Linked DNA regions of Mus musculus: all the other regions are linked to region 1. Evidence: chromatin loops called from intact Hi-C (ENCODE). Cell type or tissue: left cerebral cortex. All regions are shown on one strand. Region 1 has its middle 69 kb from the start of Gm30904. Region 2 has its middle 320 kb from the start of Gm30904. Region 3 has its middle 130 kb from the start of Gm30904. Region 4 has its middle 290 kb from the start of Gm30904. Region 5 has its middle 610 kb from the start of Gm30904. Region 6 has its middle 620 kb from the start of 5031426D15Rik. Region 7 holds the start of Gm30904 (a long non-coding RNA gene).

Region 1 (4,000 bases):
GCTGGCACAACTGGTTGTTATCGTGTAGAAGAATGCGAATCGATCCATACTTATCTCCTTGTACTAAGGTCAAATCTAAGTGGATCAAGGAACTTCACATAAAACCAGAGACACTGAAACTTATAGAGGAGAAAGTGGGGAAAAGCCTTGAAGATATGGGCACAGGGGAAATTTTCCTGAACAGAACATCAATGGCTTGTGCTGTAAGATCGAGAATTGACAAATGGGACCTAATGAAACTCCAAAGTTTCTACAAGGCAAAAGACACCGTCAATAAGACAAAACGACCACCAACAGATTGGGAAAGGATTTTTACCTATCCTAAATCAGATAGGGGACTAATATCCAACATATATAAAGAACTCAAGAAGGTGGACTTCAGAAAATCAAATAACCCCATTAAAAAATGGGGCTCAGAACTGAACAAAGAATTCTCACCTGAGGAATACCGAATGGCAGAGAAGCACCTGAAAAAATGTTCAACATCCTTAATCATCAGGGAAATGCAAATCAAAACAACCCTGAGATTCCACCTCACACCAGTCAGAATGGCTAAGATCAAAAATTCAGGTGACAGCAGATGATGGCGTGGATGTGGAGAAAGAGGAACACTCCTCCATTGTTGGTGGGATTGCAGGCTTGTACAACCACTCTGGAAATCAGTCTGGCAATTCCTCAGAAAATTGGACATAGTACTACTGGAGGATCCAGCTATACCTCTCCTGGGCATATATCCAGAAGATGCCCCAACTGGTAAGAAGGACACATGCTCCACTATGTTCATAGCAGCCTTATTTATAATAGCCAGAAGCTGGAAAGAACCCAGATGCCCCTCAACAGAGGAATGGATACAGAAAATGTGGTACATCTACACAATGGAGTACTACTCAGCTATTAAAAAGAATGAATTTATGAAATTCCTAGCCAAATGGATGGACCTGGAGGGCATCATCCTGAGTGAGGTAACACATTCACAAAGGAACTCACACAATATGTACTCACTGATAAGTGGATATTAGCCCCAAACCTAGGATACCCAAGATATAAGATACAATTTCCTAAACACATGAAACTCAAGAAAAATGAAGACTGAAGTGTGGACACTATGCCCCTCCTTAGAATTGGGAACAAAACACCCATGGAAGGAGTTACAAAGACAAAGTTTGGAGCTGAGATGAAAGGATGGACCATGTAGAGACTGCCATATCCAGGGATCCATCCCATAATCAGCATCCAAATGCTGATACCATTGCATATACTAGCAAGATATTATCGAAAGGACCCAGATGTAGCTGTCTCTTGTGAGACTATGCCGGGGCCTAGCAAACACAGAAGTGGATGCTCACAGTCAGCTAATGGATGGATCACAGGGTTTCCAATGGAGGAGCTAGAGAAAGTAGCCAAGGATCTAAAGGGATCTGCAACCCTATAGGTGGAACAACATTATGAACTAACCAGTACCCCGGAGCTCTTGACTCTAGCTGCATATGTATCAAAAGATGGCCTAGTCGGCCATCACTGGAAAGAGAGGCCCATTGGACACGCAAACTTTATATGCCCCAGTACAGGGGAATGCCAGGGCCAAAAAGGGGGAGTGGGTGGGTAGGGGAGTGGGGGTGGGTGGGTATGGGGGACTTTTGGTATAGCATTGGAAATGTAAATGAGCTAAATACCTAATTAAAAATGGAAAAAAAATCTAGCACTTTCTCTGAAGCAATGCAGCTAGTAATACTAGTAATAGTCAAATTAAGATAAAGGCTCAGGCTGAATAGACTATCTAAAATATGTTAGCTCTCTAGTTTTCATGGAGTTCAGGAAGTAAAACACATTCAAATGTTTCATCCTTCTCAGGATGAGGATTTTTAAAAAAGGGATTATATACTCACACATCCTTCAGTGAATACATTGTGGTTAGCTTAATAATGTTGAAAATTTTACTGACATGGCAGGAAATTCATTGACTGTCTACTAGACTATTGCTGGCCACTCCAGTGCACTTTACCCCACAGTACTGAGGGGACACTAGCAGAATCACTTTGCTGATGGTAAAATCAAAGTTAGAACAGTTATGTAATTTTTAAGACCACATTGTACCTAGTTTTGGAGCTGGAATTTGAAGCCAAGTCTGACTATATAATTTAAATCTGCAAAAAAAAAAAAAAAAAAAAAAAGCACAGATGTCATGTACATCTCTGAATGTTATAGAGATCTTTTTATGTTTCTTGCCTAGGATCCAGCCATCCCACACTCTGATTATTATGATCTCAGGATGATGGTCTTTATTTTAAATAAACAGCTCCTTTTAGATTTAGGACAGTTAGCATCAAAGAGGCAGATGGTTCTTCTGCCATTAGTGTCCATCTAAAGAGGAAAAGAACATAATATACCCTGTATTAGCCACACCATGACTCACCATCGCAGACATCCATTTGCAACTTTCTTCCTCCCCTCCACATATATTAATACATTCTGGTTACCTGCTTATGTGCAGCATCAGTAAAGAAAATGACATATTTTTAAAAGAGTTGGGGAATTATGAAGAGATGCATCACCTCTTAGTCTTGCCTGACTCATTACACAAAACTTCTTTTCAATGACTCACTCACAAGGACAGTAAAAAAGACTTTGTTCCTCACATAACACTTTCTTGAATAAGTACCAGCTCCACTGTCTGTTGGTTGAAGACAAAGAGAGGTATTAGCATGCTTCAAGTGGTCACACCAGTCTTGGCCCAGTTACAACAACCTCATGGTCATTTCTAAAGCCTGAAGATCTAAGCTCACAGCTGACATTTAAGACAACTTCTGTATCCATTGTTCAGTAATAGAAGATTGTCAGAGAAGATACTTAGTGCAGGCTCCTTCCTGGCCCAACATTTCCCATATTCTGCACACACCATATTCACCTGACATGTGACAGTATGGGACTGATTACAATAGGACATGGTTAGTGATTGTGACCCAGATGTCTGACCCCAGTTTTGTTGCCATACACCAAAAGAAAAGTCCTTTTGATATGAATCTGAAATCTCTAAAAGAAAAGGCAACCTCTAAAGTGTGAGGAAGGCAGTGCAGTAAAGTAGTTCACATTGTGCAAGCATAAGGACCTGAGTTACATCTCAAGGTCCACAGAAAAGTGGGCCATGGCAGTGAGATGGTAAAAACCCAGTGCTAGGACCCAGTCTAGCCAGAATCAGTGAGAGACCCTGTCTTAAAAAATAAGATGGAGTGCTATTGAGGAAGATATCTTGTGTCAAACTCTTATTTCCACACTCACATAAATATATCTATATGCACCCACCGCACTTCCATACATGTGGCTACACATGTGAACACTTATATGGTGCAAAGACACACACACACACACACACACACACACACACACACACACACACACACACAAACACACACACACACAGAGGGAGAGAGAGAGAGAGAGAGAGAGAGAGAGAGAGAGAGAGAGAGAGAGAGAGAGAGGACAAAGTCCAAGTTAGTGTTGGTACTATGACCTTCCTGCTCTCTTCCCAAGTCTGAGAATCTCAGGATCTGATTGTGAAGAAAGATGCCTCAGTAAGAGACCTGCTGTACAGAAATGCCTGCTAATGGGAGGAAAGTCGCTTGGTCTTGCGAAGATTATATGTCCCAGTACAGGGGAATGCCAGGACCTTGAAGCAGGAGTAGGTGGGTTGGGAAGCAGGGTAGGAAGAGGGTATAGGGGACTTTCAGAGAGGAAACTAGGAAAGGGGATAGCGTTTGAAATGTAAATGAAGAAAATATCTAATTTAAAAGAAAGAAAGAAAGAAAAGAAATGCCTGGTAAATCTTACAATTCCCCTTGTGGAAGAAACTTCCTTTTTTTTTCTCTTTCACTGTGAGAGGAGCTTCTTGTTCCATGCAAAGGATGAGCTCGATCATATCAGTCTTGCTAAAGCACTAATGTCTTTTCTTCATGCTCTTTTACTGATTTTAAAACATAAAGTTTGGGTCACTGAGAGTGTTTTT
Region 2 (4,000 bases), 250 kb before region 1:
TCTTCTGTCTCTTCTTGCTATTGGAGGGATAGACAGGCGTGTTGGTATAGATGTCATCCCTTGCATTCTGGGGAAATAGAACAGCTAATTAATAATCCAAATTAGCATAATCCCCGGTTTCTGCTCCTAACAGTCAGCAGGGATAGGTTTTGAATTTAGAGAAGAATTCAAAGAATTTTGACACTGTACAGCAGTGACCCTACAGTCATTAATCAAGATGCTCAGGTTTTACTGACATGGGTACATGACAAAGTTATACATGGCTTACCACTGGCTGCCTAGCAATTGCAATTTTATCTGAAACTGAAAAAAATGCCTTTAATTAACCATGTTGTAGCACTGTCTGCATCTTAGCACTTGGAGTGTGTGCTGACAAGGAACTGGGCAGCTTACCAGTATAGAAAAAGTCCATAATGTAACAGATAAAAGGGTTAGGAAATAACATAATAAACTTCTGAGCCAACAAGCAGGAGGACTGAGTTATGTGAGAACTCACATGTGTAATGCAGTGCATTTGAAATCTAGTACTGGGGAGGCAGAGACACATAGATCCCTGGTACTTGGTATTCAACTCATCTAACCTACTCAGAAAGTTCCAGGCCACTGAGACCATGTTTCAAAAAAGATAATCTCAAGAATACAGAATACACCCAAATCAATCTTTGAGCCTTCATATGTGTGTACCCATCCTATGTGAACATACACATACATGCTCATAGGTACACACAGACACAAAAAGTGACAAAAAAAGACCATTGCTGTGCACTTTATATCTACTGTGAACAGACACCATGACTACCTGTGTGCTGCCATGCTTTCTGCCGTGGTGATAATGGAATGACTCTCTGACACTGTTAAGCCAGCCACAATTAAATGTTTGCCTTTGTAAGAGCTGCCTGGGTCATGGTGTCTGTTCACAGTAATGAAATCCTAACTAAGACACCACCATATCAGACTTTCTATGTGTGTTACTGGGGCCTAAATCTAGAGCTTTCAGTATATGTTGAATGAGCTTCCTCCTCAGTCCTTGGTGTTTGAGGAAACAGGGTCTTATTCTGTAGCCCAGACAAGCACCCAACTTGTCATCTTCCTGTCTTCCTCCTGAGTGTAGGATTATAGCTATGTACCTCTATGCTTGCAACAACTTCTACATCTGATTATATATATAATTTTAAAATATGTTATATATATTTATATTATATATTTAAAATTTAAAATATATAGAAAATTCAGATGTGTGTATGTGTGTTTATGTGTATGAATCTATGTGAATTTATGCTTTATGTATGCAGTTTGCAGAGGCCAGAAGAGGACATTGGATGCCTGAATTTGTGTTTGTAAGCCACTAACATAGTTGCTAGAAAGTGAACATGGAACCTCTCGAAGGGCAAGAAGTCCTCTTAGCAATTTAACCATATCTCCAGACCCTATTTCCTCCTTTTAACTGTCTTAAGCCTATAGTCACCATTGTGAGGTGCGCAAATTCCATAAATCATTCCTCGTGATGATATTTGGCATTTCATTTTACAAAGAATCAACTGAAAATGCCTGTTTCCCATTAGAACAAGTTCAGAAATAAACACAATGGAAGTTAATTTTATTGGGAGTTTGCTTGATATTTTTCATAAATAAATATCTCTGGGAGCTTGTTCTATTATACAGGTGCTGAAGTCACAGAGAAGCTAAAATATTTACACCCGAAATAATGTAATCAATTTCAAACATTATATATCCAAAATTCCATTATTCCAGACATTATTACGTAGAATGGTTGATTGCAATGTCAAATGCTGCATTTTTTACAAAAAATTATGAAGTATGAGTTTTTTGTTCCATTGTTTTCCATTTTCTCCCCAATATCTTCATCATTTTGAAAGGATCACGCTTTGAACAAGCAGCAGATGTTAATACAGAAATATAGAACATCTCAATTTTCTCACTGCTAACTCAGCTTTACTGAGCCAATTTCCCAGTTCTCACATTTCTGAGTCCTCGGAGAAAATGCTAATTTAGATTGTTAAAATTGACACGGGTGAGGGTATAAAGGGTAATTAGCATAAAATCCTACACAAAGTGTTCTTAGCACCATTAATCAACACCCACCTAGGCGTATATTTTTTTTTTCAGTCAGAGCTGATGTTTAATGGAGCTGAAAAATATCTAAAATATCCTCTTCTACATAAGTAATTTAAAAAATGCTGAATTTGTCCTCAAATCAAATTTGAGGGATTTTTTTTTTTTTTTAAGAAATGAAAAATCTACAGTGTACCTCAATGACAACTTTCTTTTTTACACTTAAGACTTTAGACATGGAAAAGTATTCTCTTTAGGAAAAACACCTCAGATCCTTATACTCTGACATCTCTTGCAAGGCTTCCTGCATTTGCGTGGAACTTAAAAGAAAACTCGATGTGTTTGTCTTTTTGTCCCAATTGCTTGCCACACTCATTTGTCCCTGTCCCTAGCCCAGCTCACTGAGGGGTTTGTTCTTTAACTGTTCAAACTTAAGACCCAAATAAGCTCCCCAGGGCTGTGAGTACTCCTCCTCCAGATAGATGGGTCATCACTGCTTCACAGCTTGACGCTTGTTGTTTCACTTGAAGCCTCTCTGTCTTTCCTCAGGAAAGAACATGACCCAATCGTGAGGTAGCCTTCATTTCAAGGGAAGGGGAACTCAAGTCATTCATAGGATGTTTTTGTTTTTTGTTTTCTGATTTCTGTTTTTGGTTTTTTTAATGTTTTTTTGCTACTTCTTTCTTCATTTGCAAAAGAGACAAAAATAATAACAAACAGGTATAACAACAACAAAATGTCTATATCAAAGGGACACAAGTGATCTATACATTTCTAGGAGCCAGTCCACAAATGTCCCTAGGGACACTGGTGACACTCATCTTTCAAAATTCTATCTTGGCGATCCAATAGAGAGGACAAAGCTTCAGACACGCTATGTTACCCCTGGAGGCCATTTATTCTCAGTAAGAAAATGTTCTTTGTGTACAAAATAAGCAAGAGATAGGAAATAGACTGTAAGTCAACAAGTCTCTAGAGAGATACTGAATTTTTTAAAATTCCAGAACCACAAATTAAGAGAGAGCACTAATAAGGGCCAGTATAATAAGAACACAAAACATCTATTTTTAAGAAGAAGAAATGATGAAAGGAGGATACTTGGTTTGCCCCAGAGGGTGAAAATGTGAAGAGAATGTTATTTACACAGCAAAGAACATGCGTATTGTTTGGGAAGAAAAGGCATGGCAGATTATAAACACAGATTTTGGAATGGTTGAAACAGACACACCAAAATACCCGGGCACACAGATGGAAATATAGGCAAGAGAATGGTGACCTGAGTTCTTTTTTTCAGGAGTAAAAAGGATTTGAAAGATGAGAGGGGGTAAGTGTGGTGAGCTCAAGTAGTCTTTCATTTCAGAGCCCCCCCCTCCCCCTTGCCTTCTCTCTGGCTACAGGGTTATATTCTAAAGGAATTTAAGACTAGAGCTCAGTGGGAAAAATTTTGCAGTGATGCCATGAAAGTTCCCATGCATGGAGGGCAGCAATTGTGAAGAATACAACAACAGAAGAACTCAAAGTAGTAGACGCTCTCATGTACTGAGTGCTTATGATATGTTTTCAAGATTGGCTTATAAAACAATGGGTATATCCTGGGAGAAAGAATATGCGAGCTGAATGCAGATAGGTGCTCATGGATGTCAGAAAACAGTGTCCATTCACCTGAAGCTGAAGACAGTCAGCTGTGAGCTGTCTGCTAAGAACATTGCATGGTCTTACTAAGAATCTCCGTACCTCCCTCTACATTGAACGAACTATATTGGGCTTTGTATAACTAAAATGTTAGAGAATAAAGCCAGTGCTCCCGGGTCTTTGATTTGATTTTTCAGTTCAAGTTAGCAGAAGCCAGTGGCTGATTGGTAGAACCCTTAAGGAGGCCATGAGAAAGTAATCAGAGTAACACCTGTGTCTTGAGATGAAGATTACA
Region 3 (4,000 bases), 200 kb after region 1:
CAAGAGGGAGGAGTTAGAGGAAGGACTGGAGGAGCTGAAGGGGGTGGCAACCCCATAGGAGGACCAACAGTGTCATCTAACCGGGACCCCTGGGAGCTCCCAGAGACTGAGCCAAAACACTTGCTGCTGTTTGGCCCCAGGAATATATTGTAGCAGAGAACTACCTTGTCTGGCCTCAGTGAGGGAGGATACACTTAATCCTGTGGAAACTTGATGCCCCAGGGAAGAGGGATGCTGGTGAGGGTGAGGTGGTGGTGGTGGTGGGGGGAGTGCAGGTGAAGGAGCACCCTCTCAGAGGCGGCAGGAGGAGTGATGGGGTGAAGAACTCAGAGGGGGGGGCAGGAAAGAAATCTAAATAAATAAAATAATTTAATAGAAAAAATAAAATAACATTTTATATCTTACCTTACATATCTTTGTCTATATGGTTTCTTTTGACCCACACATACGAACAAGCATGAGGTGAATTTTAAAATCTAAGACATAGTTAGGGAATGGTGGAGAGTAATAGCTACAAGCAAGAAATTAGTGCTGCAGAGATTCCATTGTCACAATTATGTGATCATACATTTAGGAAAATCATAGGACATAATGAATTTTATGTTCATTGGATGTATTTGGAAACCTTTGTCTGATAGAGAAAGCTGCCAGTGGGCATCTATTCTCAAATAACTATTTTCAATGTATGCATGGCTATACCCAGCTCTTCAGATTGTGTAGTCATTCTCTAAAGTAGTACAGAAATCACTTCCACAAGCTGACTGCCCAAGCTCTAGTAATGGACAACTTTCACTTATGATGCAGGAAAGAGCATTGATGGAGAAAATTTTTATTTTTTATTTCTATACATAGTAAAAATGTTTATGCAGTGATAGATACATCAATCAATCAATCAATCATCAATCAATCAATCAAGCAAGCAAGCAAAAACAAATAACCCTCACTGTTACATGCCCTGAAGAAAATTTTCCCCACCCCCCAAATCTCTACTCCAGGTGTCATCCTGTTCCATTTTTTCAGGACCTCAATTTTAGAACTGGCTATAATATTAATGTCTACCTGAGCATAGACTCTGCCCCTATGCATATGACTATTGTCTAACATTCTGTACATTTAGTCTTACAAAAACCACTTTTAACTTTAAAAAAACCCTAAGTTTATATTTTAAATATTAGAACTCAAACTCAAATCCAAAATTACCAACTTTATAACATTTCTTTTCACCGCATGCAAGGAAATCATTCTATAGTATGTAGTGTATGATTTCGACCCAGGCCAGGCTCATGTCAGTATAGCTAATTCATGAAAGTTTTCAGCAATATAAAACAAGATCTCAACAGACACAATGCAGAGCTAATAATGTCTTATGCGTTCTGAGGCAACAAAGGCTCTCATGACAGCTTTGTTTAAACTATGAAACACCTAACGATTCTATTAGAGCTGGTCCAGCTACATTCAAAGAAAAAAAATCCCATCAGGTTTGACTGACATAGTGGCAATCTACACAATCTGCTTGAACAAAATCAGGACAGGGAATCAATAGGGCTTGGGTTAGGTATAGAACCTTTCAAGCTAAATAACCCGAAGTAAGATTATTACAATCTACCTGCTGTGTAAAAGCCATTTGACATAGGCATGGCGGTTAAATTACACCAGCCCTTGTCTGAGAATTTTCAGGGAGTTTGTTTTTAGTTATAATTTGATTCAAATACATGGGCCTTTTAAATGGAGAAAGCACTAGATTTAGAAAAAGTTTGCACTGCTTCCAGGATAGTACATTCCAGATGGGCAAAAGCTTTGTCCAGATGGTACAATATGTGTTTTATATATTTTGGCATATGTGAAAAAAATCTACTTGTTAACAAATTAAGTACAGAAAATAATTTCCAAATGTCATTGTGAGACAAAGCAAGTTATAATTGAGCTACTTTTTTTTAGTGGGAATAATGAAAGACAGAGGAGAAAAAGAAAAGGACAGAGATGGGAGAAAAAGGAAAGAAACAAGAGGGGACTCTGGAGAGCAATCTAGGATAACAATTTATGCTAATATAGGTAAAAGAATTAGTTATATTAAAAAGTACTCCCTTAACCCATTAGGCAGTGACTAAATATGTCTGTCTGTCTGTCTGTCTCTCTCCCCCCCCCCTTTGTGCAAAACAACATCAGCAAATCTCCAATCTCAAACTGATACAAGAATTTTAGCAGTCATGAATATAGAATAGATATTCAAATTTCTCCAAGGACAACAAGGTTTTGTTGTTTCTTTTTAAGTTTAGTATTCTGGTTGCAAGCCCATGTTGAATTATCTGGATTATGCCATCAAGTAATTGTCTCAAAGATATGCTATTAAAGACATTTAACAGTCTTTTTGGAGGCTCTGAGACATAATTGGCATAAATATGAAAGTAAAACAGGGTTAATAAAGTAACCATTCTCATGGAGTTTAAGTTAATGTAATAAGTACAAGGTTAACGGGTATTTTTTATGTCCCTTTAAATATCAACTTTCTCCTCTCTTGGAATTCTTAGTTAGCTACAGATAATTTCATGATTTTGTGAATCTTAGTATGCTTCAGCCCTTTCCTAGTCTACAAGACAGAGAGGTAGTTGCTGTTGATTATTTATTATTGTTTTTATCTCTAAAAACATTCACTACTAACACCACGTTGTTATGCCATCACTTTGTGTTTCAGAGTACACTAAGTTTTCATGAATTCTTATATACCACAAGAATTTCTCTATTAGTTTTGGATAAATATTGTTTATGCTTTCTAACCAGCAAAGATGAGGTCCCCTTTAGTACTCCCCCTGCTTGCAAGAAATCAGCACTGTTAGAGCTGCAGAATTCTTCGTTTCTAAAGGACTCAAAGAAATGTCCAATGATTTTAAATTTCACTGAACTGATGGTATGTGATGTAGAGTGTCTTTTCCTGTCAATAATTGCTATCTGTATATGTAAAAACAATCATTGCAATAGTGCATTGTTGAAAGTTGCATAAATATTGTCAAGGACTTAAGAAACTTTTATTGCAAATAATTAAATTTCTAGATTTAAACTATGTGAACTACAAGTAACTGATTTTTCTACCTAAGGTAGCTTAAGGCAGAGTGCATACATATTCAAATGTTCACTAACTTCAAAAGTAAACAAATATCTTTTACTTTTTTCTTTGCCAAGATTTATGTTTTAATTTTTGTCTTTATCAAACAGTTTCTTGAAAGCTTATGTGGAAATTCTAACAGGAGGGAGTAGCTATTCATATTCCATTAGCCAAAGAACCTCTATCAGGGAATGTCATTCTTTGCAACTTATGAACACCTGATGGAGCAGAAAGGGCAAGGACACCCCACCCACCTAGCCATCCAAGCCAGTTGAATCAGCCCAGCCTACAATGGGATGAAAGATATTCTAGTCAGCCACCCTTATATCTAAATGTTTTCTATGTATGTTGCAGGAATGAATCCAAAAACATATGCATGTACTCATGCTCTAGTCTGTATCTTCAGCACTAACCTCTAAACTGGGAAATTCTTGACCAAAGTTTAAGGTTATAGATGCAAATACATAATATATAGTGAAGAAGAAAACCAGGAGGAGAAGAAGGGGAAGAAGAGGAAGAAGAAGGAGGAAAAGAAGGAGAAGAAAGAGGAAGAAGAGGAGGAAGAGGAAGAGGAGGAAGAGAGGAGGAATGAGCAAAAAAAAAATGAAAGACTAAAGAAAGTCTCCTCTTCCCTCCTTTTTATTTTTGTGCATTCTTCTCTCCTCTCACCTCTTCTCCTCTTCTCCCCTCTTCCTTTCCCACAAGATTTGTAACTGGGAAGGTTCCCTCCCTAAGACCAATGAAGTATCACCAATGGCTTCCTACTATACCAAGCTATATTCCATGACTTACCATCTCAAGAGAGGATGTGGTCACCATGCTAGGATCAATGATGAAGCAAAAGTCTTCAGGAAATTCATTATGAAGAAGGGAAGAGATGGGAATGAATGTTTAGGAGAA
Region 4 (4,000 bases), 220 kb before region 1:
ATAAAATCACACACACATTCTAAACTCAGATGTGAATACCCCTAACAGTATATACATACATATATATATATATATACATACATATATATATGTATATATACACACACACACATATATATGTGTGTGTGTGTTATTGTTTTTTTATTTTAATAACTTACCACTCTCACACATTTGAAGTTATCTCTCCCATAGAAAATGAATTAAATTCTTCTCAATAATTCTTCTCAATATTTTTAGTTTGCTTTTATAGTTCAGTGGTAGAGCAGTAGCCTGGCTGTAAAAGGATTCATAATCTGCAGAATGATAGAAAAAGGCCCTCAAACATTGCATATATCAAAGTAGTAAGAAGAGAATACAGAAAAATGTTGTGATAAAACATTGAATTTTTATTTTTCTATTGGTATCAAGAAGTTATTCACGTATCTGAGTGGTCACTGTGCATTTTTCATAATGTAATAATTTTCTAAAGTGGGTGCGTACAGGGCTTAGTGCCCCAAGGATGCTTCAATTGCCCTGAAATAATTCTCTGGATGTTTTCCTTTTCTCAAATAAGGGATTTGTATATAAATATTTGTCACCAAAGCTAAGTAGTAGTTTAGTGGTTCACTGACCAATTCTTATCAATTAGAACTATGGTTCATAATTTTATAAGTTATAGCTAACATTTTCAAGTGTTTAATTTTATAGTCTGATTTGTCTTGCCCTCTTACTTACTGAAACTGTTTTTGTTCTGATTTTATAGAGGCATAAGGGTGAGCTTGGAGAAACTCATCAAGTAGTCTAAAGTCACTGACTTTCTAGACGTTTGTCAATTTGAAGTCAGACCTATATGGTTCTTAAGCCCATGTCATGTGAATGAACACCGCAAAAGTCTGTACCTTTTACACCTGCAATACAGCGAGTAACAGGAGGCCTGGGGGAATGTATAATGAACTTTTCCCAAAGTCAAAATTCTCAGTGCAGTTTCAAGTGTATTGATTCACATAAAAACTCTGCAGCACGATGGTTAGATTCTTATTACAAACACTTCTAAATATTTTATCAAATTTAGCAATGTCTTACTTGATATCTACCACTCAAATTCTAATCTCAAGGGTTCATGTAGTGCAAGGTTATCCCTGGAAGCCACTGCCCCTACAACAGCACTGTCTGGGATGTGCTGTTCCCTTAAGAGCTTAGATCACTATGCTCTTAGATATGTGCAGTTTCTTAGATTCTCAAGCAGTTATGTGCCCAATGCATGGAAAACTCACACAAGGACATTCTCCCTCTAAAGATTCCCAACTCCTCTGCTGTCTGGTCCTTCCATGTGTCCTCTTCTTTCTCTCCTTATTATTATTATTATTTTTTTGTCTCTCTCAGTTACAAAAAGTGTTCCACTGTTTTCCACTAGTTGTTAAGGCAGTTCTGTCTTCTTATCAAGGCATTGATTATTTACTTTATAACAGTCAGAATATTATGTGGTAGGGCACCTAAAAGCTGTGGCCTGAAAGCTTCCCGACTGGAGAACAACTGTCATCTCTTCAGCTCTTAGGTCCACACAGTTTAGAGAGTATCTGACTCCTCTTCAGTCTCTGCATGGATCAAAATATTGATGGATAGCAGAGCCCTCTCTGTCTTCAACATATTCTACAGTGTTCTTGCTTCTTTTCAAGCTATTACTCCTCCACAACCTTGAGCTTCTTGTCAAAAACACAAAGAACTCTATGTGGGTCCCTTTTTTATTTAGTGTTCTATGTATCCATTGAATGTAACGTCCTGTTACATTTATTTCTCACATTCTGTTTGAGGGAGGGAACAATTCAGATATAACTGACTGCAGGGCTAGGCAGACATTACTCATAGTTGACACTACAAAATTATGACTCCTATATATAGACTGCTCAAGATATATATATATATATATATATATATATATATATATATCTTTATTTGTAAGTGCTTCAAAACCTAAAATGTTGAGAAATATGAAAGGAGATTTGTATGAAATTTTTATTAAAGTAGAACAAAAAAAGAGTTGAAAAAATAAAGATGGAACCAAGAAAAGTGATCAGAAGTCAAGAATGGTGCTTTCAGAGAGAATGTAAAACATCAATAGAAAGAAAGAGTTAATTAGAAAGAGACAAAGAAATGAGGGTTCCTGAAAGAGTAGAGCACAAAGTTCAAGAAGTGATGGCTGAACAGGAAAAAAAAAATGGAGGTAAATTGAAGAAGGAAACCCTAGTTAAGAAAGAACATAGTTACTTTTTAATCTCCTCAGCGATACCACTGAGGTTACATGGGCTCTTTGCTCCGTTTTGTTACTACTTGCACATGCGAGGAGGTTAAAATTGAAGAATCAGATGAGTGTAGATTAAGACATTTAGCTTCAGTTTCCTTTCTATAATCAATAACTTGTTTTCTTCCCCTTTTGTGGGAAGAGGTTATTTGACTGCACTTATCAGATATAAACAGTTTCTCTATATCATCTTAGGTAACTCTTGCAACAACTGTGAGTAAGATACCATTGTTTTACCAATGTAGGGAAAAACATCAATGTTGTGACTTTACTATTGCCCAAGAACACATAGCTAGCAGTGAAGCCAAAACCCAAGTCAGGCAATCTAAGCCTAGTTCCTCTGGCTTCTGATTGGCTTAATTACGGTTTCTTATATACCCCAATTGTTAAAATGCACATTCTACCTAAATAATTTTAATTCAATATAATAAAAAATTAACAAAAAGGTACGAATCATTCTACAGTATGGGTAATTATTAACTTTTTCTTTGATTCCAAGATGAAAGGCTCAGTTGAAATTTCTAATTCTATTTCTTACCTAATGGCCACCAATAAAACTCACAGTTAACACAAGATAGAACCAGTAGTTAATCCTATTCTGATGCCACTATGAAGCATTAGTTCATCCTCTCAAATTAAGTCCTGTTTAAACTTGTATAAGGCCCAGCAGGCCTTCATACAGGCAGGTATTTTTTTGCATGCTTTTAAATAAGGACAAAAAAATTCCAGTATCTTTGGTCAGCAGAGATTCTTCAAACTACCTTGAAGCAAGAGTACATGAGTCATACTCCTAGTAACTATGTAAAAAGCTGAACATCGTATAATCACACCACTGCTAAGAGACACAAGAGGATTTTTAGGACTCACAGGCACAACAGCGAACCATGTGATTCCCCACATCCCAGTGATAAACTGTTTCAATATAATCAAGCAAGCAAGCAAACAAATTAGATAGTCAACACCTGAGGAAGACAGACAGCTAGACTCAATATGCATGTATGTATGTATGCATGTGTCATCACAGACTTATAAACATATACATACAAGTTTTTGAGCCAGGAATTATAGTTGTCTCATTTTTTATAATAATGAAGGATACCTCAGACATTTGTTCAACCATCAAACATTCTTCTACATGCTAAGAATAAATTTCATCACAGATAAAAAGAATAGAAGTAGAATTCTTGAGACAACTCAAAGATATATATTTGTGACAATGAGATAGAATCTTTACTCAACGTTTGTGACACAGTTTTCAATATAATTTTCCCTGTGCCCTCTAGGATGCTCCAATGGCATGATAAACACACATTCTTTCTATCATATTTATCTCATTACACTGGCTTCATAAGAGCTGGGCCAGCTGGCATTCAACTAAAAGATACTTGGTCTCCATTTCTCACTTCTTGATTTTGAAACACTGCCAAGATTCTTTACACTCTTCAAGTTCTATTTTCATAATTTACAAGAGAGAGAGGAATAGTTGCTAGCTTATATTGCTTAAATATTCAAAGAGCCTGGTAGCTAAAATGTTTGCTTTAGTGAATTACTGTAGCTTCTGAGTGAAAATCATTATTCTTATGAGTAGCCCCAGTACCTCTTATAATATTATGCATTGAAAGACTCAAAATTAATATAGGGAAATATAATCTTTCAGCTAAAAACAAGAAAACAGGGGCTGCAGACATGACTTTGTCAGTACAGTGATTGTTGCACAAGTGT
Region 5 (4,000 bases), 540 kb before region 1:
CAGATACAGCAGCAATTCCATAAAGTCTTTCTATTCATCTCTGGCACGTCTATCTCTTGTCTCATTATAATTTCACTTATTTCTATAAAAGAAACTTGACAGCTACAGAACATTTGAGGGAAGAGAGGAAGGCGGGTGGTATGCGGGGGAGGAAAGAAGCAGGCAGCGAGAGGGGGGGAAGCAATCTGCACGTGGCTGTAAGTCCTCAGAGAACCCCTTTGGGTGACACCTTCAGAAAGGACTGCATAACAGCCATATGGCAGCATGGTCCCTTGGCATTATTTGCAGTTGCCTAGAGGCTTCTGGGTAAATGGGATAAAGTCCCTGCCACTAGCATAACAAAGGGGAAGCTCCCCCCACCCACCCCCACCCCAGCAACAGTATACACAGCTTCCTACAGTTATCCTGAGCAGGGATTCTGGCACCTGTAACTCCATCTGTGTACATTAAAAGTTATATGTGCGTATTTGAAGCGGCAAGTTCTTGCTAAGTTGTGCATCCATTTCTTTCCTAATTCTAAAAAGAAAAATTTTAAATGAAGCAAAGGAGGCTGTCAGCTCTAAGTCTTTGCTCCCATCATACTTACATGCTAATCCCCAGCGTGATGCTTTCTGGAGATAGGCTCTTGGGAGTTAAAAAGGTCATGAAGCTAGAGTCCTCTTGAGGGGAATTGCTACCCTGGTAAAAGGCAAAATAAAAACTTTGCTATTTATGCTCAGAGCACAAAAGAAACAAGAAGCATCCAACATCCTTTAACACAGCAGCAACTCTTACTAAGAACCCAACTGCACAGGCACCCTAATGTCAGACCTGTAGTCCCAGCTATGAGAAATAATCTCTATCCCATTAATTCTCTTGGTCTATGATGCTTTGTTATAGTAACATAAACTGACTAGAGAAACTCTCTATAACTTTTACATAACTGCATCCCTCTAAATATGAATTCCTAGCATACCCACATCCTTAAGCAACACCTCATAGAAACAAGAAAAAAAATAATAAGATTTTCATGCATGCATGTGTGTTTATGTCTATATATGTTCAGAGATACACATGTGTGAACAAATTCACATACATCTGAGCATGGGCGTGTGGAGACTAGTAGACAACCTCTGTGTTATTTCTTATGTGCATCCCACTACTTTGAGACAGATTTACTTACTGACTTTGGTTGCATGGGCAGGCTTGTAAATTTAGCCATCCCTGTGTCCACCTTCCCATTGCTGGATGATAAGCCGCTATGCTAGGCTAAGCTCTCTCACACTACTGCTTAGAATCCAACCAACCCTCCATGCTTAAAGGCAAGCACTTTACCAACTAGTCATTTCCTTAGTCCCAAGTCTTTCAATTTTGATAATATAACCCATAGTTTCTTTTAGGTTATTAAATGCATTATCTCTGTGATTTTGATTCCAAGACAAAGTATTTTTGCAGGCAAACCATACTATAATAAAATATAATAATTCTTTGATCACATAATTGTTTACAATCCAAAAATATGTAACAAAAATTTAAAATAGTTCTTACTGACTTATCAAATCCTTGATATATGGATTAATAGTATAATCTAAATAATTTGACTTGTGTTACCATTTTTGATGTACTATAAGCCAAGATTCCCCTTTTTTTAGGAAAGCAGGAAAGAAGTTTATATACTTGAAAGTGTGAATGATATATACCCATAAATATGTTTTCTCTGTAGCTTTTATTAGCTTCCTGTAAATTATCTGAAGATTTACTTAAAAACACAATTACAATTGTAATTTTTATTTCCTTAGAAATGTTATTAATATTTTTCTTGGATACATTCTAGACAGGTAAGGAATGGGTAAAATTTTATTATAATTAAGAAGCTGGTAACACCTTAGGAATAGGGAAGGTGGTAGGACTGATGGCTTCCCCTATGTTCAAGGATCTAACATAATGTGACCCTCTTGTACATTTTTACTTTCACTTAATATTGCCTCCATTTTTGTGAGTCCTATTGGTACAACTTTTGTCTTCCTTGGTGCCTTTAAGAATCATAAGCGATGTGATTATCATCACCATGAGAATAATTAACCATAGCTTTTTGGCACTCTAAGTTGGGAATGTATTATTTCAAGTAGTCAGGACTGAACTGCTAAACTCTTCCACTTTGAAACTGTAAAGGGCTCCCCCACCTGGATTCAAGTGCCTTAGTCATGCAGCTTCTTGACAACATTTGTAGGGAAGAAATAAAACTGTTCATATTGTCATGTGGGGAACTGAAGGGAAATCTCTTTAAAGATTAGTTGCCTATTAGGACCAATAAATAAAAAGAACTGAGAGATTGCTATACTGAGCATCAGATTTTTTCCATCGATGTATCACACTCCTTTGCAAAATGACTACATTGGTTTTTATTTTTTTTTTAAATTGAGACTAGAAGGCACTCATCACAAAGGTAAAATGAATATTTGCAGTCCTCACACTCCACTCTTTTAAGATTAGAATGCCCCAATATTTGAATGAAATGGGATTTTTATTTGGAGTATAGATAAATGGAAGAAGCTGTGCAGTACCTAGAGATAGCATATTCATTTACATAATCAGGGGATTATATTCTACATTTATGCTGATAACCTACTGTAGTCAACTGTATTTTACTAACATTTATTCAGCTTCTTAATATGAATTCAAGAACTCTCCAGGAATATTGCAAAGATAAACAATGAAGCAAATGTAAAGAGGAAGTACAATTTATATAAATTCCTTCATTTCAGAGATATTGAAATTGCACCATTGTCAATATGGCTCTATAAATATATAAATGGGACCATGATATGTGTGCTTATGAACTGATTCTCATATTCACCAATGAATATTAACTAATAAATACTAACAAACAGTCACTGACTCAGGGTGTTAGTCTATCATAATTATATATTAGATATATGTGACAATTTATTTAGCATATCTTTTTATGATATAGACTTTGTGATTGATCTTGGGAACAAAACTTCAGAGAACAAGCAGATTTTCTGATTGTTCAATTAAAGTTTGACCACTTTGATAATTAAGTAAGAATTTAGATAATCTATAATCCAACAAGTGTATAAAAGTACAAAAACCCCTCATATTTGCATACTAATGACAGAGACAAGACTATACATTTATTGAATGCATGCTTTAATGTAGCAGCACGTACATTTTAAAACAAAAACTGCAGATCTTTGGAAGGCAGCTCAAATCTATCAAGTGAATTTTGAGCTGTATTCATACTGTCTAGTGAGTAGATGGTCTTTGATTTGGAAGGTCTTAGCTGATCCTAAGACTTCTACTTAACCCTCTCATTCTGAGCATCGCTAACATGCATCTGTCTGCTACTTATCAACCTAAGTCTTAAAACTCTTTTCAGTGTACCTTTGAAACCTTTTTCATTAGAACCATTTCTGAACATTGAACAGCAACAAAGGAAACTGGTATACCTTGTTAACTGAGTAATATGTGAGCGGACAGTGAAGACACAATGGATCAAAAAAGTAGATTAATTTTAATTAATTTGGTTGACTCATTTTATTGTTGTTGTTGTTTGGTTGTTTTTTGGTTTTGATGAACTTCAATTGGTTTGTTGTTAGAAGCTTTAAGTGGTAAAAACAGAAATAGCCTTTGATGTTGAAAATTCAAAATATAGTCAGCCCCATTGGTGAAGTTAAATCAACTCAAGGGGAGAATAATAGAATGGCTCAAAAACCCAAAACTCTAGGCTATCCAGAGTTTATATGGAAATAAAAGAAAGAAAGCCAAGTTATAGTAATGATGCCAGGGATCTGATAGACAGCTAAAGGTTTTCCTCATCTTTTTATATGTTATAAAACCTGAAAGAGAATGGTGGCTAGAGGAAGGATTCATTTGAGATGGTCAGAGGAGTTTTCATTCTGTTAGTGACTCTTAAGTCACATGGTTACCAGGTAAGGAATATTTTAACCTGTGCATGTGAAAGTGGTATGACATGAGAGTCCTTGGCCAAGGATAGAGC
Region 6 (4,000 bases), 720 kb before region 1:
AGAAATACAAAAGCAGAATGGATGCAAATGTGAAAAAAATGCTGGCAAATAATTATAGCAATTCTTGAAATACCCAGGATGGCTGGGTGAAAACTCAATGCTTATGCATGAAGAAACGAGGCAGTGTTGCTAATTTTAGATTAGAAAGTCTCTTCTCTTTTCCCACCCTCCTAACTTCAGAAAAGCAATGCTCCCAGCAGGCCGGTCAAATACAGGCAATTCACAAGCAGATGAAATAAATCCAGTGAGATGAGGTTGTTAGTTTGGACTTTGAAGGGAAGCAATATCCGTATTCTAAATTTCTTAATCTGTCCTTCAGGCAGACAGGTCAAAGATGAGGCTGGGACATCAAAGATGCAAGAAGAATCAGCAGTTTCGGAACAAGATGATTGAGTGGATGACACAGCTGCCATGTAGAAAGTCCTGCATTGCTCTACTGGTTTGCTTGTAACCTATGCTCATCATTAGGAAAATAAAGGATTCTGTTCTGACATGAAACATCTGGGTTTGCTAAAGAATACCCATTTTCATCTATTACTTTGTCTCTGTTTCCATTCAAATTTGTGCTGAGCAATTTTTTAGGTTTCAACTTGTAATCACTACTTCTTAATTTCCTAATTCCTAATTTATGTCCTTCTTCGTCAATGCTTGGTGCGCGTGCAAGTCCATGTGTGTTATGCATATGTACAACTTCCAAATATATTATTATATGTGTTTTCATGACTGTATATGTGTTAAACAAATATTACTTTGCTACAGTGTTCATTCATTTTGATATCTTACTCTTTTTAGACAATACTATGAAAAGAACGCTGCCCATGTGTCTTGTTTTTTCCCAAAACAAATAGTTTAGAGACTTCTATGCCCGTGCATATGTGCATATGTAAGTGGAAAATCAAGTGAGCAGGGACAGAAACTCAGGTGAAATCAATCTAAATGTGACATGAAATGCATCTTACTGTTTTCTAACCTAAGCAAGAGATCTGTGTTTATCTTCTGGCTTCTGTTCTCACTGAACGAACTAGGGATCTCTAGTAATTAACTGCCACAGTTGTAGACAGCACTTGCTTATGTTTACAAGAGTTCAGTGGATAAGCAATAGCAGGAGTTCAGAAAAGCCAAGACGAGGAAACAGTAATCTACCACACAGCCAAGTCAGGAACTGCCATGTAGCATCTGAACAAGTGTAGCTGTCTTGTACTGATGGGGTGAACATACTGGGAAGATCTCCTAAGACATGCCTGACACATTGGGCTACTCAGTGTGAATCTATGACTGTTTGACTTACTTTGTATTTCATTACATTCAAATATCACATTTTGCTCACAGAACTTCCTGTGCTGACTCCAACTGTAACCATCACTAAATGGAACAGCCTTATAGAGTCAAGGATGTAGATTTGGTCATGATACTCCTGTCTGTTAATCCTGAGACCACAGAACTGTTCCATAACTCCGTAAACTCTTACTGATGTTAATGCCTAGAGTAAAACAATATAGTCAGAGAGAGAGAGAGAGAGAGAGAGAGAGAGAGAGAGAGAGAGAGAGAGAGAGACAGAGAGAGAGAGAGACAGAGAGAGACAGAGAGAGAGAGAGACAGAGAGAGAGACAGAGAGAGACAGAGAGAGAGAGAGAGAGAGAGGGAGAGAGAGAGAGAGAGAGAGAGAGAGAGAGAGATCATACATTAGGGAACCCATTGGTAGTAGTGCAAAAGGCTCAGGGTAGGTTTTTGGATTAGGTGATATGCACAGAAAATTAATATTGTAGTGCATGAATAGGGTAAAACTAGAATTCATGGTAGCAGCCACTAGGTGGCATTATTCAGAGATGGAGGGACATAGAATAGATGATGGTACAGCTGTATGTCAAGTACCTTGTATTAAATAACAGATATGCTGAGACTACAGAGGCAAGACAGTCTATTTTGTTTTCCTGAAAACAACCTACAAATAGTCATGAAATTATGACTATCATCAACAAGATGTTGCTTTTACTTGTGGCAGGAAATGTGAAATTAATCACAAATGGTGCATCTGGTAAAAATGGATGGTAAAAGATGTACAGGTCCCTCAAGTAGAATGAGATGATGTCTAAATGTCTAAATACTGTGGAATGGTCATATGTACTCCTTAGACAAGAAGACACTATTTTATAAGCAATTGTTACAAAACTTCATCATTGACTATACTTATGATACTCAGCTACATGTGAATTTTTAAATATATTTTGATAAGGTTGTACATGCAGATCAGTTCTACCAAAAATATTCTTCGGAGTCCCATACATCCCACGAGAAATCTTGTTCATACATATCTCTTTATGAAATCCTGGGAGAGTCTGTCTGGTACCTACTCAAGGAGAAAGATTGCTAAATTGTAGCATATGCATAAACATATTTCATTTCCCTAAGTACTACCAGATGGCTTTCTGGAAATCGGCATCACTCTTTTCCCATTAGCAAGACTTGTGGTTCTTATTTTTCCCCATTCTTAATGCTGAGGTTTGTGTCTTGACTGTTTCTCAAAGGCCCATGTGTTAAAGGCCTGGTCTCCAGACGTGAGCTACAAGGATGTACATAGGAGAACTTTGAAGGGGTGAGACCTACAGGGAGGTCTTTAGATCCTTATGTGTGTGATACACTGAAGGGAGTGTGGACTTTCACGTCTTCCTCTCCTTGTCATTCTTTTATTTCCTGGTTGCCAGGTAAGAAGCATGGTTTTACTAGCATGGTTATATATATATATTCCCATGTGTCTTAAAATAACTTTCAGCAGTATCTTGTCTGTTTTTGTTTGTTTGTTTGTTATTGTTGTTTGCAGGAACAAAGACAAAGACTCTACTATGTAGTCTTGGCCGAGCCTGGCCTCCTTATATGCTAGGCTGGACTCAAAGTCCTAGAGTTTCATCTGTTTCTGCCTGGCAAAGATTTTGCCCTGTAAGCGAGGATAACCTCACATTTCTGATGGCTCTGCTTCTACCTGAGATGTGTTAGAATTATAAGCATTGCCACTGTTCTGCTTATGTGCGACTAGGCATGAAACCTGGTACCACGTGCATGCAAAACAATGAACTGAGATATATCCATAGTTGTGTTCTTTGTTGAGTAAAATTATTCAAAATATTTTTGACAGGATCTTCTATATCCCCAGCCTGTCATAAACGTTCTAAATAGCCAAGAATGGTGTCCAACTATAGAGCATTTGGCCTCTACCTTCCAAATGCTGTAATTATAGGGATGTATCACTGTAAGAAGTTTATGTGGTGCTAGGAATTGCATCTGGGGCTTCATGAATGCTAGACAAGGACATTTGCAACTGAGCTATTCTCCTAGCCTCTGAATAGATATTGTTGACTTAATGCAGTCTGTCTCTAGAACTTGTACATAAACATTACATTACATTCATCCTGTATTTATCTCCCTGTATTCATCATTGTTGTTTATACCACAGCAAAAACAAACAAACAAAAAACCAAAACAAAACAAAACCACAAGCAAACAAACTCAGTGGACAAACAAGAATGAGATTACTTGTCTTAGTTTGGGTTTCTATTGTTGTGAAGAGACATCATGATGATATGAACTCTTTTAAAGAAAACATTTAACTGGGGTTAGCTTACAGGTTTCAGAGGTTTAGTCCATAATTATGATGGTGAGAAAGCATGGTATAGGAAGACACGGTGCTGAAGAGGGAGCTGAGAGTTCTACAACTGGATCTGTAGGCAGCAAGAGAAAAGAATAAGCCACTGGGCCTGGTTTGAGCTTCTGAAATCTTAAAGACAACTCTCTGTAGTATGATTTCATTAATACATCCTGCCATGGAGTTACTACCCACCTCAATGGTTTATGTTAGTAGATGAAAGACACACACACACACACACACACACACACACACACACACACAGAGTTTAATATACCTTAAGCAGACAACAGAAGGACAACTGCTTGCCCTCCATGCTGTTAAAGTCTACCTCCCACCGATAACTCCATGTTAATTATTTAC
Region 7 (4,000 bases), 69 kb after region 1:
TATCCTCTATGCTGGCCTCCCCCATATACCTTACCTCCCTACCCTACCCCATTCTAACTTAAACTTTCAGCCCAAAGTGAATGCCTAGTTATTTCAAGTCATTTGTGTTCTGACATTCTGGTTGTGGCTTTTAATTGGGTTTAAATGTCATGGTTTGCTGAGAGCTTTTTCATGTGCCCTTATTCTGCTTAAGTCTTCTTCTAGCTTCATTTCTCCATCTACATCTACAAATCATTTTTTTTTTTTTTTTTTTTTTGGTTTTTCAAGACAGGGTTTCTCTGTATAGCCCTGACTGTCTTGGAACTCACTTTGTAGATCAGGCTGGCCTTGAACTCAAAAATCCGTCTGCCTCTGCCTCCTGAGTGCTGGGCTTAAAGGCATGCACCACCACTCCTGGCTTACAAATCATTTTCATATCTGAATCTTAGTACTGCTTATACTCTCTGTTTTATCTACATATTACAGTTGCTCTTCCTTTAGTGTATCTTCCTCCAATGTCTTGTTTCTTTTCACCTATCAGTGCCTTTGACCTCTGTTCCCTGCTAAGATCTATCGAACTTGTGTTGTAACCTAGCTGATTCCCTATGTGTCTTCACCTATGACTCATGGGCCAAGTCTTTTGTGAAAACTGTTTCCTCTTCATTTTCCAGAAGAGAATAAAAACCACCTTCTCATTATTTAAAATTCTCTGTTGCCTTGACTTCTAAGCTGTCATGATCTAGCTTTCTTTCCTGGTTATCTTGGTACCTGTCATTCTTCTGATAACATTTCTCCATTACCTGAGCATATCATCTCTTCCAATACTACTGCTGCTTATAGTTGCTAGATATCAGCTCATCATTCCACATGTTTCACCCTGAGATTGCATAAGAAGAAGTTGAGCTGGGTGGGTACCAGTAGTCAATTTGTATCTGCCTCTTCCTCCTGAGAATGGCTGCAATGTGACCAGCTGGCTCCATGACCTGGTTATGACATGCTTCTCCTCAGGTCTTGAGTGAGGCTATGCCAGTGCCTGGCAAACAAAGAAGTGGATGCTCACAGTCACTATTGGATGGAACACAGGGTCCCCAATGGAGGAGTTAGAGAAAGTACCCAAGGAGCTGAAGGGGTCTGCAACCTTATAGGTGGAACAACAACATGAACTAACCAGTACCCCCGGAGCTCATGTCTCTAGCTGCATATGTAGCAGAAGATGGGCTAGTCAGCCATCATTAGGAAGAGAGGCCCCTTGGTCTTGCAAACTTTATATGCCCCAGTACAGGGGCCAGGGCCAAGAAGTAGGAGTGGGTGGGTAGGGGAGAAGGGTGGAGGGAGGGTATAGGGAACTTTCGGGATAGCATTTGAAATGTTAATAAAGAAAATAATAAAAAATTAAAATCTATTCCCAACTCAGGTAGCCAATTAATTCAAATAACCTAGCCCGAAATTCCAAGTTCCCTTTATTTAATTCACTGATAATAACCCCGTTCCTTCAGGGGTCCTCCAACTTAATCAAGAACAAATATTCTAAAATACACTGTTCTTTTGTGGGTCCTTTTATGAAGTGGATGATCATTTTAGTATAATTAGAATATACCTTCAATAATATTTTACACATTTATATAACACCCATCTCAGTTCCTGACAAAATCTTCTTCCATATGGAAACAAATTACTCATTTTTCTTTATGGGTGCATAAGAAAAAGTTTGCAAGAAAAATACACGATCATATGTAGATTCACTTCAGAATAGAAAACTAAATCAGTCAAATTTTGAACACTGGCATCAGTTTGGACACTGCACTGTGCAGTACTTCTGGCTAGTAGGTTCACATATTGGCTCCAGCATGCCTCTCTCATACTTCTAGCTCATTTTCCTTCCTCCTCAGCTAATGACTTCTCGGCAAATTTCTTCTAGCAAACAGAATCAGCAGATGAGAGCTGACATCTAAAAATACCCGCAAGTGCCATAGCGTAAGTGCCACCTGCCCACACACTTGTTGTCCCTTCTGCTAGAGTGAGAGAACATTTCTGCTGGAATTGAAAGCTCTGCTTTCCACTTCTTACTTTAAAGTCTTTTTATGTCACCTTCCCAAAGACTCTCTACAGTACCCTCTGTCTCATTTCATTCTCTTTTTTTCTTACCTTTCTCCACAGGAAACACGTCCAAGGACTCCTCAGTGCCTTTGTCTCTGTTGTCTTCTCTTTCCTCCTTAATTGACTATGATAGTGTAGATTTCCATATGATGTTGATTACAATCTAATCAGCTGAATCACACACACACACACACACACACACACATACACACACACCATGAGAGAGAAAGAGAAACAGACAGAGAGGGAAACAGAGACACAGAAGAGAGACAGAGGGAGAGAGAGGGAGAGAGAAACAGGGAGAATCCCAGAGAAAGACAGAGATAGAGGCATGGAGAGACAGAGAGACAGAAAGAGACAAAGAGAGAGACAGAGACAGAGAGAGACAGAGGGAGAGGGAGAGAAACACAGACACTCCGGTAACTTCCTAAACATTAAAGAGTTGATTATTTTCTAATTCTCTTTGAGTCTGCTCAGTTTACCCTACCATCATTTTTTTTTATTCCTCTGAAATCCCTTTCTATAATTTAGATGTGGACTGCTCCTTGGTAAAGATTTCTAAGCCGGCCAACTCCAAGATATCTTTTTTTTGCTTTCCTATCTAATTTATATTTTTAACAGAATTCACCTAGCACTGTGATGGAAAATAATTTCCATAAACTGAATTCTGTCAACATGACAGAAGCAGTTTGACATTTAAATGTGAGTTGCTTCATGGTGATTTCTTGGTTTAAGTCTTTTGAGTGGCCTCTGTGTCATTTAGATGAAAGGTGATGTCATAACACTAACCCAAGGTCTGGCTTTCATTGCCTTCTTTTTGTCTTCCACTATTCTTCCTGCTCTCGCTCTATTGTGATTACAAAGAATTCTTGGTATTTTTCTCAAGGCAGAGGCAGGCTCCAGGCCCATCCTCTGTAGGGACAACTGTTCCCACAGGTGTCCACATGGTTGCCTATAACTACCTTCAAATTCTGTTCAAATGTCACCTTGTTAAAACTACGTCCCTTTTGGTATAGGAAATGTGTTATTAGAAACTTGAAGAAAGGTCATCCTTGTTATAAAATGGCAGAGAACGTGGCTGAAATGTGTTCATGTGCTACTTGTCCATAAAAGGGGGAGCTTAGAAAAAATGAAGTAGGAATCTCATGCAGGGCACTCAGAATCAATCTATAAACAAAATATAGAAGCTGTGGCATGGTTTCTCTTGACTGCCTTATGGTAATTAACCATATAGAAATAAATTGAAGATTGGGTTTTTAATAAATAAGAAGCATGACTTGAAGATTCAGAAATCTCCTTTCCTGCTTATGTTCTTCATGGGGAAAACACATAACTCAGAAAAGAACAAAGATACAGCTCACTTATCCTTTGATTTAGATAGGCAGAATTTTGATAATCTATCATTTCAAACTGAAGAAGTCTGGTGACTAGCATATAAAACTATCTCAAAAGAAGTGACTCAGATATTTATAGGACCCTAATGTTTTCTGCCTGAAGCAGCCTCATGTCTGCCTCTCTACATCATGGTAGACACTCCTTGATCAATACAGTGGTGGCTCAACTCCATCAGGTCCTGGTAGGCTCAAGTGGTAAGCTATAGCAACTTCTCTGCAATCCTGTCTCCATGGTATACAAAATCCAAAATGTTCAGGGGTTTGAATTTCTCCATACAGGGTGCTAAGGATGCTCCAGTGAGCTTCCTGTCTTAGATAGAAGGTTTTTATAAAAACAATGTTATAAGAGAGAACCCATATGAGAGTAAGGCCAAAGATAGTGAGACTACTGTCCAGATCCTACACTAGGGTGAGGCCCAGAGGAAAGGAGAGACATCTGAAGATATATACTGAGATGTGGGAGAAGAGTGCTCCCATGACATACGAGTGACAGAGCCAACTGTGATCCCTCAGTATCCCATCCCTGCCTT

What was found. Hi-C counts contacts between places; a loop is a spot of excess contacts. Peaks named below come from ENCODE experiments on the same cell type or tissue, not always from the same donor. Only the 100,000 strongest peaks of a DNase experiment are listed, where the experiment ranks them.
Region 2: a loop joins it to region 1, with 9 times the contacts of the local background. A loop is called at or near these places in 2 of 42 quality-filtered maps.
Region 3: a loop joins it to region 1, with 11 times the contacts of the local background. A loop is called at or near these places in 2 of 42 quality-filtered maps.
Region 4: a loop joins it to region 1, with 3 times the contacts of the local background. A loop is called at or near these places in 2 of 42 quality-filtered maps.
Region 5: it touches region 1 in a loop (8-fold over the local background); 2 of 42 quality-filtered maps call a loop at or near these places.
Region 6: it touches region 1 in a loop (4-fold over the local background); 2 of 42 quality-filtered maps call a loop at or near these places.
Region 7: a loop joins it to region 1, with 11 times the contacts of the local background. A loop is called at or near these places in 3 of 42 quality-filtered maps.

Annotation. Positions count from the first base shown.
Region 1 is chr2:8,273,924-8,277,923 of GRCm38, forward strand. No RefSeq gene overlaps it. Among named protein-coding and RNA genes, the nearest start is that of Gm30904, 69 kb to the right of the region's middle. In left cerebral cortex, no CTCF peak of the experiment used is centred here; a DNase peak (open chromatin) is centred at 2,422; H3K27ac peaks cover 2,050 bases.
Region 2 is chr2:8,027,379-8,031,378 of GRCm38, forward strand. No RefSeq gene overlaps it. Among named protein-coding and RNA genes, the nearest start is that of Gm30904, 320 kb to the right of the region's middle. In left cerebral cortex, no CTCF peak of the experiment used is centred here; DNase peaks (open chromatin) are centred at 400, 549, 2,011 and 2,431; H3K27ac peaks cover 3,913 bases.
Region 3 is chr2:8,468,955-8,472,954 of GRCm38, forward strand. No RefSeq gene overlaps it. Among named protein-coding and RNA genes, the nearest start is that of Gm30904, 130 kb to the left of the region's middle. In left cerebral cortex, no CTCF peak of the experiment used is centred here; DNase peaks (open chromatin) are centred at 1,777 and 3,359; H3K27ac peaks cover 3,370 bases.
Region 4 is chr2:8,058,212-8,062,211 of GRCm38, forward strand. No RefSeq gene overlaps it. Among named protein-coding and RNA genes, the nearest start is that of Gm30904, 290 kb to the right of the region's middle. In left cerebral cortex, no CTCF peak of the experiment used is centred here; DNase peaks (open chromatin) are centred at 1,732 and 3,659; H3K27ac peaks cover 2,537 bases.
Region 5 is chr2:7,734,359-7,738,358 of GRCm38, forward strand. No RefSeq gene overlaps it. Among named protein-coding and RNA genes, the nearest start is that of Gm30904, 610 kb to the right of the region's middle. In left cerebral cortex, a CTCF peak has its summit at 2,172; DNase peaks (open chromatin) are centred at 151, 1,102 and 2,163; H3K27ac peaks cover 1,795 bases.
Region 6 is chr2:7,549,027-7,553,026 of GRCm38, forward strand. No RefSeq gene overlaps it. Among named protein-coding and RNA genes, the nearest start is that of 5031426D15Rik, 620 kb to the left of the region's middle. In left cerebral cortex, a CTCF peak has its summit at 1,794 (motif pointing right); DNase peaks (open chromatin) are centred at 89 and 2,371; H3K27ac peaks cover 2,959 bases.
Region 7 is chr2:8,343,013-8,347,012 of GRCm38, forward strand. Gm30904 (a long non-coding RNA gene) reads right to left here and starts at 2,316. Exons shown (of 3, transcript XR_373985.2): 1 at 2,125-2,316. In left cerebral cortex, no CTCF peak of the experiment used is centred here; a DNase peak (open chromatin) is centred at 1,940; H3K27ac peaks cover 3,899 bases.